2 separate regions of the Mus musculus genome follow, and region 1 is linked to region 2. Evidence: chromatin contacts called from ENCODE Hi-C data. All regions are on one chromosome and are shown on one strand. The core of a region is the stretch at or near the end of the contact, and the rest is flanking DNA. Distances in the headings are between cores, read along the strand shown.

Region 1 (5,855 bases), core at 752-3,251, 430 kb after region 2:
AGAGTGTGGTCGCTAAAGAGTCTGGCACTAGAAGAGGAAGGATACTTTGAGGGCATCCTGGGATTACACAGGACCACAGTCACAGCAGGCTTAGAAGACATAGAAGTCGGTTTCAATGACTTAGATGTGAAAAGAGAAGCCAGGGTCTCCCTGCATGAGGGATAGCTCCTGGGAATAACAAACATGTAAAATACAAGAGATATGGAGTCACCAACACTTCCACTTAGCTTTTTTTTTTTTTTTTTTTTTTTTTTTTTTTTTTTTTAATGGTCTGAGAAGCAGCAGGGGTCAGGGTTGGAGTCATTTCAAGGAGTCCCTGAGATTGTAAATGAATCTGCCAGGGTAAAGCTGAGCCTTCCAGGGAGACCCTGGGAACAGAAGCAGCAAGGACATGGAATTACTAGGAAAGCTGTAGGCAGTCAGTTCTCTGAACCCAGCAAGGCCATTTGGCCTCTTTATGATTTGCCTGTTTCTCTCTCAGGATGGGACTGTTGATTCTGTCCTGGAACTTTTCGGAGGTAGAGTCTAGTCAAGTAGGTCTGGTATTGTAGTTTGACCATCTTGCAGGAGTATGTTTCATGCTCCCACTGTGATAAACTATGCTGCCCAAAGTACAGGCCCAGAGTAATGAGTCAGCGACCTGGGCTCAAGATCTCTACACCAGTGAGACAAATAGTAAACACATTGTTTAAGAGTTGATTTATCTCTGAAATTTTGTTACAGAAAGGAAAGGGCTGACTCCATAGGTCCCTTAGTTACTTCGTAGCCACCCTAGGCATCTGATTAATTAATGCAATGTTAACTTTCATTTCTTTTTCTTTTTTGTTTCTGGTTTCTCTGTGTAGACCTGTCTGTCCTGGAACTCGCTCTATAAACCAGACTGGCTTTAAGAGATTCCCCGGCCTCTGCTTGCCAATGTGTCTACCACCACCAGTGGGCCACTTGTAATGCCAGAATGTTCAAACTCAAGTAAATATTATTTATCATGACTTCAAAGTAAGAGATCATTGGTTCTGGTCATTCAACTGTCAAAGGGAAACTGTACAATGATTGCTTTAAGTGAAAAGATAAAGTGTGACGTACGGATGTGTAGGAAACTGTAAGCTCTATGTGCAGTTTCAGACATCTGTTGTGGACCTTGGAAACATATCTCTCATAGATAAATAGACTACTATACTAGAAAATGGTGTTTGGGGAGTTATTTAGGCTCAACGAAGGCATGAGAGCTATGGCCTCATGATTCTTACCATTAGAGATCCAGCCCCATCACCTCACTCCCAATATGGGCTAATTTCTTTATCGTTTAAGGAAATTGAGGGTAAATCTCTTATTTGCCAACAAATCCCCCCCCCCCCCCGGACAGAAACCAGGTAGATTGCTTTTCTTGAACAAACTGTTTTCCTTTGCAGGACACTAAGCATAACCCTTCAACAGGTTTACTAGTTTCAGGCCTCTGAGGATGTTCCAAACAAAAAACAAGTAAACAAATAACAACAACAAAAAACACTGCCGTACTGGCTGGTTTGTGTGTCAACTTGACACAGGCTGGAGTTATCACAGAGAAAGGAGCTTCAGTTAAGGAAATGCCTCCATGAGATCCAGCTGTGGGACATTTTCTCAATTAGTGATCAAGGGGGAAAGGCCCCTTGTGGGTGGCACCATCTCTGGGCTGGTAGTCTTGGTTCTATAAGAGAGCAGGCTGAGCAAGCCAGGGGAAGCAAGGCAGTAAAGAACATCCCTCCATGGCCTCTGCATCAGCTCCTGCTTCCTGACCTGCTTGAGTTCCAGCCTTGACCTCCTTTGGTGATGAACAGCACAATGGAAGTGTAAGCTGAATAAACTCTTTTTTCCCTAACTTGCCTCTTGGTCATGATGTTTGTGCAGGAATAGAAACCCTGACTACGACAACTGCCTAGAGTTTTCAGAGAGATTGAGAAATCTGTTTGTCTATCATCTTTCCCCACCCTGCTCCTCCTCCTAGTGCTCAGTTCTTTTATGCAATAGGCACCTTTTCAAATAATGTGCCTCTGCCCTGTTCAGAATCACCCCAGAAGCTTCAGATTCTTCTCTACGATGAACCTCAGCGCTGCACACCACCAAATATCCCTAAGTGATGGGAACAACATTCCACTCATTGGGCTTGGAACCTACTCAGATCCTAGACCGGTATGTATATATTCGTGTGTGTGTGTGTGTGTGTGTGTGTGTGTGTGTGTTTGGTGGTGGTGGTGTATGTTGCCTAAACCGATTTTAAATCAGAAGTCAAATTCTATCTGGCCACATTTTTATGTGACCATCCACAGAGTACAGGCTTCAAAGAGTAAAAATAAAGTCACAACATTTTAAGTCTGTGAGTTTGTGGAGAGATGCATTCATAGTCACCTTTGTCCAGATGTGGTCTGTTGGCTACAGGCTAGACTCATCTGTAAGCATGAGTCTATAGAAGCTTCCAGTATGAAGAGAGTGTCTTGCTATGTAGGCATCCTTACCTGTGGAAGCAGAGAAGGTGGAGTTTGGTTCTAGAACTATGCCTAATATCTGAAAACAGTGAAAGGAGAGGAACCACCATCACCACACAGAAGAGTTTCTGCATGGTTGTTTCCCTGAGTTGCTTTGATCCTGTGGTAATGCTGACTCTCAAGGTGGTGAACATCGTGAAGCAACAAGGGTGTCTTTGTGTTGACTGGGAAGCAAACTCCAGTTGAGGGTGTCAGAGGAGCGGCACTGGGGTCTTTATGCTGCCCATGTGTGATCATGCATACTTCCACTCCTCATCAACTACAAATCCCTCATTCCTTACCTTACGCTCCAAGCCTTTATAGGTTAGCCTTTATAGGTTAGCTGACTTGTCTATCCAGCCCATTAGCCACTCTCCGTACATGCAGATCATGACCTAAGGCTGGGGAGAGGCACAGTGGGTGAAGTGTTTGCTTTACAAAGGTGAGGATCTGAATTCACATACCGCTTCCCCACCCCCCATCCCCCACCCCCACTCCCCCGGCACTCACATAAAAAGCCAGGCATGGTGGCTTGTGCCTCTGACTCTAGCTCTATGTAGGGAATGACAGGCAGATTCCATTTCCTCATTGGCCAGCCAGTCTAGTCAAGACCTAGAACTCCAGATTCTCCTGTTCTTCCATAGAGTCCCCAAGCTTCACCTACTGTTTGACTGTGGATGTCTGCATCTGTCTGAGCTAGCTGCTGGGTGGAGCCTCTCAGAAGACAGCCGTGCTAGATTCCTGTCTGCAAGCATAATAGAGCATCATTAATAGTGGCAGGGATTGGTGCTTGACCATGAGATGGGTCTCAAGTTGGGCTGGCTATTTTTTAAAGATAGGGTCTTACACTGATCCTAGAGCTCACTAGCTGCTACAGTGGCCGACCAATGAGCTCCAAGGATGCTTGTCTCTGCTCCTCAAGCCAGCACTGTGGATACAGACTCACCCCTTCATGTGTAGCTTTTATGTGGGTGCTGGGGATCCAAGTTCAGGCCTTCAAGTTACTATGGCATGCAGTTTACCAACTGAGCCATCTCGAAGCCCCCTATAGTAAACTTTGAAGGGTCAAATCAAAGGATACCTCTTCCCACTCACAACATCCTAATTCCCACATGTTCACACATGGTCTCCTGTCCTACTGACACTCCATAATCTTTCTCACTAGCCTGAGAAGTTTATTAGAAAAGACCGTTGCTTGTTCAACTCTAGAGTCTCATGACAATGCCTTGTATGTAATGCTTGTTCAAATAGTGCTTATTAAACTAATGGAAAAGTTTGTGAGAGGGATGTGTACATTAGACAATATGGAGATATAAATAAATTTAAAAAAATAATAGCTAAAAGTGTTCTAAACACCTAACTATGTGCCTGGAACTCTGTGCATGTTTTGTAGCACATGCATTTTCTAACATAATCCTCACATTGCAAAGCCAATACCAGTTAAGCCCACTGACAGATGGGGAAAGAGAGATGAGCATAGAGAGACTGAACCCATCACTCCAGGTTAGACTGCCAAGGCCCAGGGTTGAAATGTGAGCCAATATCATTCATGTCCAGACCTTGGTCTCTGCACATTGCTTTGGCAATGCCGGTTAAATCACATTTCTGAAGCTCCAGTGTCAAGGACAACCTGGAGTGCACAGATGGAGCATTGAATGAGGCAGTTCATCAGAGTCTCTCACCTCGACGATCTTCCAATCATCAAAGCATGGCATTGGAAACCATTCTGTGAGCTATAAATCAATGTATCATGAGATATCCTTTTAAAACCCATTTCTCTCCTCCCCATATTTATCCCCCTTATCTCATAAGGTCCCTGGGAAGACCTATGTGGCAGTGAAGACAGCTATTGATGAGGGGTACCGGCACATTGATGGCGCCTATGTTTACCACAATGAGCATGAAGTCGGTGAGGCCATCAGAGAAAAGATAGCAGAAGGGAAGGTAAAGAGGGAAGAGATCTTCTACTGTGGAAAGGTGAGTCATGTCTTACTATGTAGATACAGTGAATTGGGGCGTAGTGTGAGAGCAGAGCTTAGTAAGATAGTCCTCACCAGGCATGCCCAAGGCCCTAGAAATGATCTTAATCAAACACTAGCAAACAATAAAGGGAGGAAGAGGGGGAAGAAAGGGAGGAGGTGGTGGGCAAATTATCATTTGTAATCCCTTAATTTGCTGAAAACAATATACCTGTGTATACATGCATGTCACTTAAACATAATACAGCACACGCATCGAAATATAGCAAGTAAACAGAAGGCCATGTGTAACTGAATTCATGGAAGGGCTGGTGGATTTGGCCTATGAAGGTCTGCCTTCACTGCAGTTTTACCAACACCCAAGGGCAGTATGAGGTGGAGGATGAGTGCACAGACTTGTGGTAGGTTTTCATGGTGGTTTAGATAAGAATGACCCCATTGGCTCATATCCTTGTATGCTTAGTACCCAGTTTACACACTGTTTATAAGGATTGTGGGGTGGGGGGGCTTGTTTGAGGAGGGGTGTGCTTGTTGAAAGAGGTGTGTCACTAGGGGTAAGCTTTAAGGTTTCAGTACTCTCTGTGGATCAGTAAGTAAATCTCTCAGCTACTGCTTCAGGCCCATGTCGGTGTGCTTGCCACCATGATGATAATGGGCTAAGCCTCTGAAACTGTAAGCAAGACCCCAATCAAATGCTTTTTTAAAATAAGAGTTGCTTTAGTCTTGGTGTCTCTTCACAACAATGGAATAGTGACTAAGGCAATTACCTGTGTGAGAACATATTTCCCATAGAATAATAAAAGAGAATACTTACAAAAATAGCTATATGGTCCAGCTGTGAGATACTTAGCATTTATGAACCTTCTTTTCCCTGTGTAAGTTGTAAATGATAAAGCCAAGCATTTCCTAAACTTGTGGGCTAGTATTTACAAAGCACTTGAACTGTACCTAGCACAAAACTAATATTGTATGTCCTTGCTGAACAAGGGAACATTAAAGAGGGCCTGTAATCCAAGCTACTCAGGAGGCTGAGGCAGAGGAATCACAGATCAATGCCTGTTTGGGAGAGATGGAGTTAAGACAGCCTAAGTAACTTAACAAGACTTTATCTTTAATTTTAGAAAGGAATTAGGCTGTAGCTCAATGGTAGAGAGTTTACCTGGCATGATTAGGCCCTGGGTTCAATCCCCAGCACCTCAGAAAGAAAAGAAAAAGGAAACTAAGATGGAAAACATACTTTCACTTGGATGGAATGGCAATGATAATGGAAGCCCGTGGTGATAATGGAAGCATATTTTTTCTCCTCTCTCCTTTACATTTTTTCTATCCAATCCCCATTACCAGGGCCTTGTGCATGTAAGGTAAGCACTAATGCACT
Region 2 (6,329 bases), core at 1,532-4,031:
TTCCTGGGTTTTCTTATGTTCTTTCCCTGTCAACTGGTTGCTTGCTCTGCCTCTTTATCTATCTGGCCTTTATTTAATCCATTTACAAAAAGATTTTTGCATTAAAGCTGTGTGTGAGGGCAGTGGTGGCACTCAACTTTAATCCTAGCACTTGAGAGGCAGAGGCAGGTGGATTTCTGAGTTCAAGGCCAGTGTGGTCTACAGAGTGAGTTTCAGGACAGTCAGGGCTACACAGAGAAACCCTGCCTCGAAAAAAAACAAAAAACAAAACAAAACCCAAAAAAACAGAAAAGGAAAGGAAAGGGGAGAGGAGGGGAGGGGAGGGGAGAGAAGAGCAAAGCAAAGCTGTGTGCTAGGGCTGACCACACCACAACAACCTGTTTACAATAAACAGACAACTCTTGGATAAAAGGTTTGTGGTAGCTGAGCCATACCACAACCAGTCCACAATCTTAGGGTTCACAATGTGATCAAATATTCTGCATCTTCACATCAGATTCATTCCTCAAATAACCTTCTTACAACAATGAATCAGTTTTGCTCAATGGAAGCTTGATTTATAAGGATAACTCCCCACACACCCAAAATCCTTCACTAATTCTTGCCAACTTTACACCTGTAAACTCATCTTAGCAAGCATGTTTCTCTCAGCTCAGACACAATTATTTCTTAACCTCTATGGCAAGAGCTGCTCTAATTGTCTCTATGTCCCCAACAGCATCGACCCTCATGATGTTCCCTCCACACTGCAGGCAGCATAATATATTCTACTTAGATAGCGCAGTGCGAACCTGCAAATCCCTGATGACTTCCAGCCTGCGTCCAAGGAAGTGGAAGCCTGACTTCCACTGTCTAGCTCTAACTCTCCTCCCAAGTAATGCATCTTACTAAGCTCTCACCTAGGCTTATGTGCTGCTGCTGTTTCTGTCTAAATGGTTGTCTCCCTGTATCTCACATCGCACCCTTTGCCCTAGAAGAGTCCTAAAAGATTCAATCAGTGCCCACATCTCTCAGAAAGCCCATTATCTGGCTCTCTCTCTCTCTCTCTCTCTCTCTCTCTCTCTCTCTCTCTCTCTCTCTCCCTCCCTCCCTCCCTCCTTCTCTTCCTCCTCCTCCTCTTCCCCCTCTCCCTCTCTCCCTCCCTCCCCCCCTCCCTCCCTCCCTCCCTCCTTTTCCTCATCCTCCTTTTGTGGACTAGAGAGTACAACTCAGACCCTAGTTCTAAACTGTCTAGAATAATGGGGAACTCCCCCAACCCCACTTTTCCATTTCATGCGTTAAGACTCTGGCTCCCAAACCCACTCCACTGACAGAATAAAGTACAGTATACCGAAGAATCTTGGAGACTCTTTGTCCTTATTGACACATTAAGAAGAAACTGCTGTATAATGAGGGGAGACAGACCTCATTTGTCAATCCTAGGTGAATCCCTGGGAGATTCGGTGAACCTAGGAGAGTTCAAGGTGCTCTCTGAAACAACTCACAAAACTCACTTCTCTTGGCGATCTGGAGCCTCCTTCCCGAAATGTTGGTTTACATCTGAAATTAATCTGCCATTTGAAGAGAAAAGTATGTTAATGTTAGTGACGAGCAACAGGTTGAAGAGAGCTACCTGAGACCAGAAAGCAACCAATAGTGGTAGACATGAAGGCTATAAACCAAGCCCAGGAAGAATAAGGAATCCGTTCTAGCCTGCTCCTACTCTCCCGAAGCATCTCACTAGACGATCCACAGAGGTACAGTGCCATTTCACACCTCCAGTCGGCAGTCCTGCATTCTCATCCATGCAGTCTAACTTCAAACAAACAAACAAAAACGTTCTTAGCCCATGAATCTGGAAAAATGGAGACCAAAGTCACAGGTAAAGTACATGGCAGCTGAAGTCATCCGGGTAAGTTGGGTTTTTTTTTTTTTTTTTTTTGCTTTTTTTTTTAAAGTAGAAAATATAAACCTGAGAAGTCCTAACTGCTGTGATAACCATTCAAACACACGCACAGATATTCCCTGTAAAAGGACTCAGCACTGCCTTGCTCTGTGGATGAGAAGTGTCCTCGTGAGCTCTTTTGCTCCTGTATAAAGTGAAGTAGAGTGCAGACGAGAAAAATCTAGTCCAAGTGTTAGGCATGGCTGTGAGATATAGGTTGACAGCAGCTGGAGGTGCTGGCGAAGCTAAGCAAACATTGTACAAAGCTAAAATAGTCCCACCGTGATTGCCAAGGGCAGCGCACGAATATAGATCCCACTCAGTGTCTCGCCTGGACACGGAGGAGGAATTATAAATGAGAGCAGCAAGCAGCTCTCTCGCAGAGCTCTGCCCTTCCCCCCAGATGGTAAATGAATAGACAGTTCAGAATCCACTTCTGGAGACAAGACACCACCCTTGGGATGCCACTCCTGGCTTAGCCACACATTTCATGCTGCACCAGCAAAAACTGCTGCCCGTGAGGTCTGCAGCAGCATCTGGGAGCTGCTTTCGGCTGGCTTGGCTAACTCTCCCTTCGAGCTCCTTTAGGAATATGTGAACTCACCGAGAGAAACATATGGAAGCTACAATCTTAAAAGGCTTATTGTAAGTGTTGCCAAGCTTTCCCAAAGTTCAATGCAACATAATATCAAATTAAACCCAGGAAAACAAGACCATGGCTGACCTTTATATATTGTCTTTTCATTGTTATTCTGGTAAGTCATCCTGAACTCAACAATTTTTGGTTTTGTTTTTTAAAAAGTTAGACATTGACACCAGATCTTGGTAAGTGACCGAAGCCAACACACTCGCCAGCAGGTGGCGCTCGCTTACCTTCTCTAGTTGCTCAATGCAGGCTGTGTGGACCACGATTTTGCAGACGGCACACTTCCTCCTGAGAGCGGATTTCTACAACATTCAATTCAAAATACAGGAGAGAAGTGTTAGCAAGCTGTTCTGGAGACTTCCCTGGAATGAACGCGAGACTCCTTAAATTAAGCAAAATTGTAAGTGCTTCTGTTACTAAGCAAATTGAAAACCCCTAAACATGTCAAGGTAACTACCCACAGGCACACCAGTGGCCTAGACAGGCTTCTTCGCAATATAACAGCAATACCTGTTACAAAGAGGGCTTATAACATAAACCAAGGTCTTTAGTCTGTTACACCAGTTTTAAGTGCTACGCCTGAACAACGCAAGCACTGTCCTTACGTTTTCAAACTTTTTCACACATTCCAACTTCACTCTTGAGGGACAGAGTCAATATTCTTATGTACAAAACAAGCATTCCACCCATACTCTCGGAGGCTGCATCTCCATGACTGGTTGCTTTAAGCTTCTGTTCTAGGCACAAATCTCGTCGGTGCTATTTGGGTTTCTACCCAAATCTTCAGGAGCGAGATTACAAGTCGGGATTCACACCCAGGAAGCAACAATAACAAACCACTAGCAACAAGGACAGCGTGGGCCACTGGTTAGAATACAGGTCTTGCTCTATGCCCTGACAGGCACATCACAGATGGTCATTCACTTAACCTTTACAGCCTTGTGAAGTAGGGATAGCCCTTATCTATCCCTGCTTCACAGGTAAGAAAACCCACACGCAGCCAGTGACCGGTCCAAGATCGCCCCATTAGGGCACAGCACACCCAATGTGTCTGGCTCCTAAGTGCCATCAAATTTAGCCTTGATTTTGGGCACGCGTTTAAATTCACAGAGAAAAGCTTTCTGGGGTCTATGTTATCTCCAATGATTAAACACTCGAACATGGTGCACGTAGAGAGATGACCGTATGGGCTTCTGATGTCACTCCTGCCAGCATCGCCTAGGGATGTGCAGAGGCCTCTACAAGGACAGGCCTGAGCAAGAGCTGCCTGCCGGGATAATTCTGTTGGATGGTAGTAACTACCACAGCAGCAAATGCAGCATGTAGTGTGTGAGGATCTTAAACTTTCTAAAGACTGTAAACAGTTACTTTCTTCAACAGGCTCTTCTTCAAACCAGTGCTTGCCTCCCTTAGGTGATGAATTGGAACCACATAACAAATCATTTAATGGGTTAGCTGTTATTTTTCATGCTAAGACACAGCTGTTTTGAACCTAGCATCATACACATAAATATACATATATGCATACATATATATATTAATAAACTAAATATTACCAAATAAATATTAAATATTATAATAAATATTACACCAAACCTATTTTGAGCACAAAAACTCATAATAACAGAGATTATCAAAGAGCCCACATGGGAAAGGCTGGGAGTGCTTGTGCATTTGGAAGGTGTCAGTGTAGACTGCTGGCAACCTGTGACTGATGGCTGGCTTCCCTGAGGAAGGACAGTGGAGCCCAGTGGATCACACCTAACACTTCTGTAGAGACAGGGCCCTGGAGGGACAGACAGCCCTGGGGATGCTGGGGAAGGTAGAAGAAAAGAAACTGTCACTTTTTATTTCCTCTGTGGACCCATCATCCAAGTCTAGACATCAGTCTCTGTGGATAGCATTGATAACTAAGTCACCAGCTTCCAGCCGAGTGCACAGAACACCTCAGCAACAACACTGTGTGTCTGTGAGCTCTTAATGTGTGATCCCCCTCTTGGCATTGGTCTTCCTAACATGATGTAGAACAGTAAGTATGTTTGGCAACTAATTTTTCAGACAACGAAAGATAAGGAAAATCAGAACCTAAGGCTATCGCTCCAAGTGTCTTCCTCTACATCCAAAACCAGAAGGAGGGCTAGGGAGGAAGAGGAGGAAGGAGGGGAGGAGGGAGAATACACACAGCCATGTGGGGAAGAATGTGAAACCGAAGAATCACAGCGATAGCAGCAGTCCTGAAACAGCAGCAGCAATAATACAATTGGATTGCAAATGGTCATAACTAGAATGCTCATAAACAAATAGCCATTGCTCTCCTCTTTCCTATCAGTGTCCTGGTCAGATCTCTGCTTGAGCACCACCTACAGAAAGTGCATGTGACATTTGAGTCATGCCACTAATGGGACTTACCATGAAGCTAAGGAAACCAGAGTTGATAACTCTTCCAGCCCCACCACCTACCTGATCCCTAACAGATTAGGGCACACACATGTCGGGCAACGCTGCTCAAAATGGGCAAACATTTAGGATGGATTCCCAGCACCACAGTGCCTGGAAAGCATCCTCATCAATGAGCCCTATCTCCCTATGCTATTGTGCGTAGGGTCCTCTTATTTAGTCTATGGAGCACCGGGAATTCTAAAAAGGCACTGTATTACAGGAAATTATCAGGCTTCCGAGTCATTGAATTTGAACTCCTTCCTCATTATCTGCCTTGAACCCAAGAAACATTACAACTGTGCCTCCTCAGCTTTTAAGACAAGCCTGAAAAAAAATGCAGAAATACCGGGCTCGGTTGATGCTTCTTAAGTGAAAGCTAGCATCTCATGGGCAAAAGAATGAAATCTGAGTTTTATTTCTGGCTCTTGGTGGTGACTTGACTTTCTGGTCTGTTTGGGGGAAAGAACATTGAACATTCTGGTCTCCTCTGTTAAGAGTTACTCCAACTGGGCCTGTCAATCATGTGGCCATGAGTCCACCTCTCAGGAAAATGGATTCATCTGAAGACATGTTAAGAAGATGTGGGAGGAATGATTAACCCTTTATTGAGATAATAGACCTCTCAGAAGCCCCTCCTCCTGCTCAGCTGCTTACCACATGAGGCAAACTTAGTCTGGACTTTCCCGTGTTCTAAAACTATAATCTTTTCTTTACTTTCTGTCCAGAGGCAATGCCTTCCCTAATGCTCTAGATTTGCTTTTTTCTAAAGTCTCACATTCCTTCGGCCATGTAACTACTTGTTGACCTCCATTGCAAAACGGGCTGTTTTTCTTGGACCCAAAAGGTATGATTTCCTCTCTCCCTCTTCCCCGTCTCCCTCCTCAAGGCAGTTGTCAGGGTTTACAGCTTGCTTGTCCTGTCGTATATTCTCACAAATTCCAATAAAACCACCCTCTGGCTTTCTTCCAATTCCATTTCTAAATTCTTTTATTAATGAGACTAAGAGCCCATACAAAGAAACCCCTATTTCTCTAACAGTATGTAGCTGAGAGGAAGAAGAACGCTAGCTAGGCCCTGAAAGTTGTGTATATGCGCTGAAACCAGAATACACACCTCCTCCTCTCCTTGATTTTTAGGTGAGAACGTTGAGTCAAAAATCATTTCTAGAACAAGGGATCCTGGTTCCCAAGAGTGTAAGGACCACAGGGTTAATATATATCCTCAGCGTTCTGGTTGTGTAAATACACTAACATCATTCATCTCGATTAATTCAAGCATGAAAGTCTATGGATGGTAACATATGAAATATAGTGTGAAAGT

Evidence for each region. Hi-C counts contacts between places; a loop is a spot of excess contacts on that map.
Region 1: a map of T-helper 17 cell shows a loop between it and region 2 (2.6-fold over the local background). The contact joins the promoter of Akr1d1 here to the enhancer-like site in region 2. A Hi-C loop is called at or near these places in 2 of 37 maps with a recorded cell type or tissue (T-helper 17 cell and regulatory T cell).

Annotation. Positions count from the first base shown.
Region 1 is chr6:37,528,172-37,534,026 of GRCm38, forward strand. It overlaps Akr1d1 (aldo-keto reductase family 1, member D1), which reads left to right and starts at 2,002. Exons shown (of 9, transcript NM_145364.2): 1 at 2,002-2,166; 2 at 4,311-4,475. The coding sequence starts at 2,074. Gm33429 (a long non-coding RNA gene) reads right to left here and starts at 3,232. Exons shown (of 4, transcript XR_868980.3): 1 at 3,009-3,232; 2 at 2,383-2,899.
Region 2 is chr6:37,094,755-37,101,083 of GRCm38, forward strand. It overlaps Dgki (diacylglycerol kinase, iota), which reads right to left. Exons shown (of 34, transcript NM_001081206.2): 4 at 2,798-2,872; 5 at 1,494-1,550. Among named protein-coding and RNA genes, the nearest start is that of Gm52857, 190 kb to the left of the region's middle. Within about 2 kb of position 2,782, at least 1 of the 3 ENCODE cell types and tissues checked has a DNase peak (open chromatin) inside an H3K27ac peak, as active enhancers do.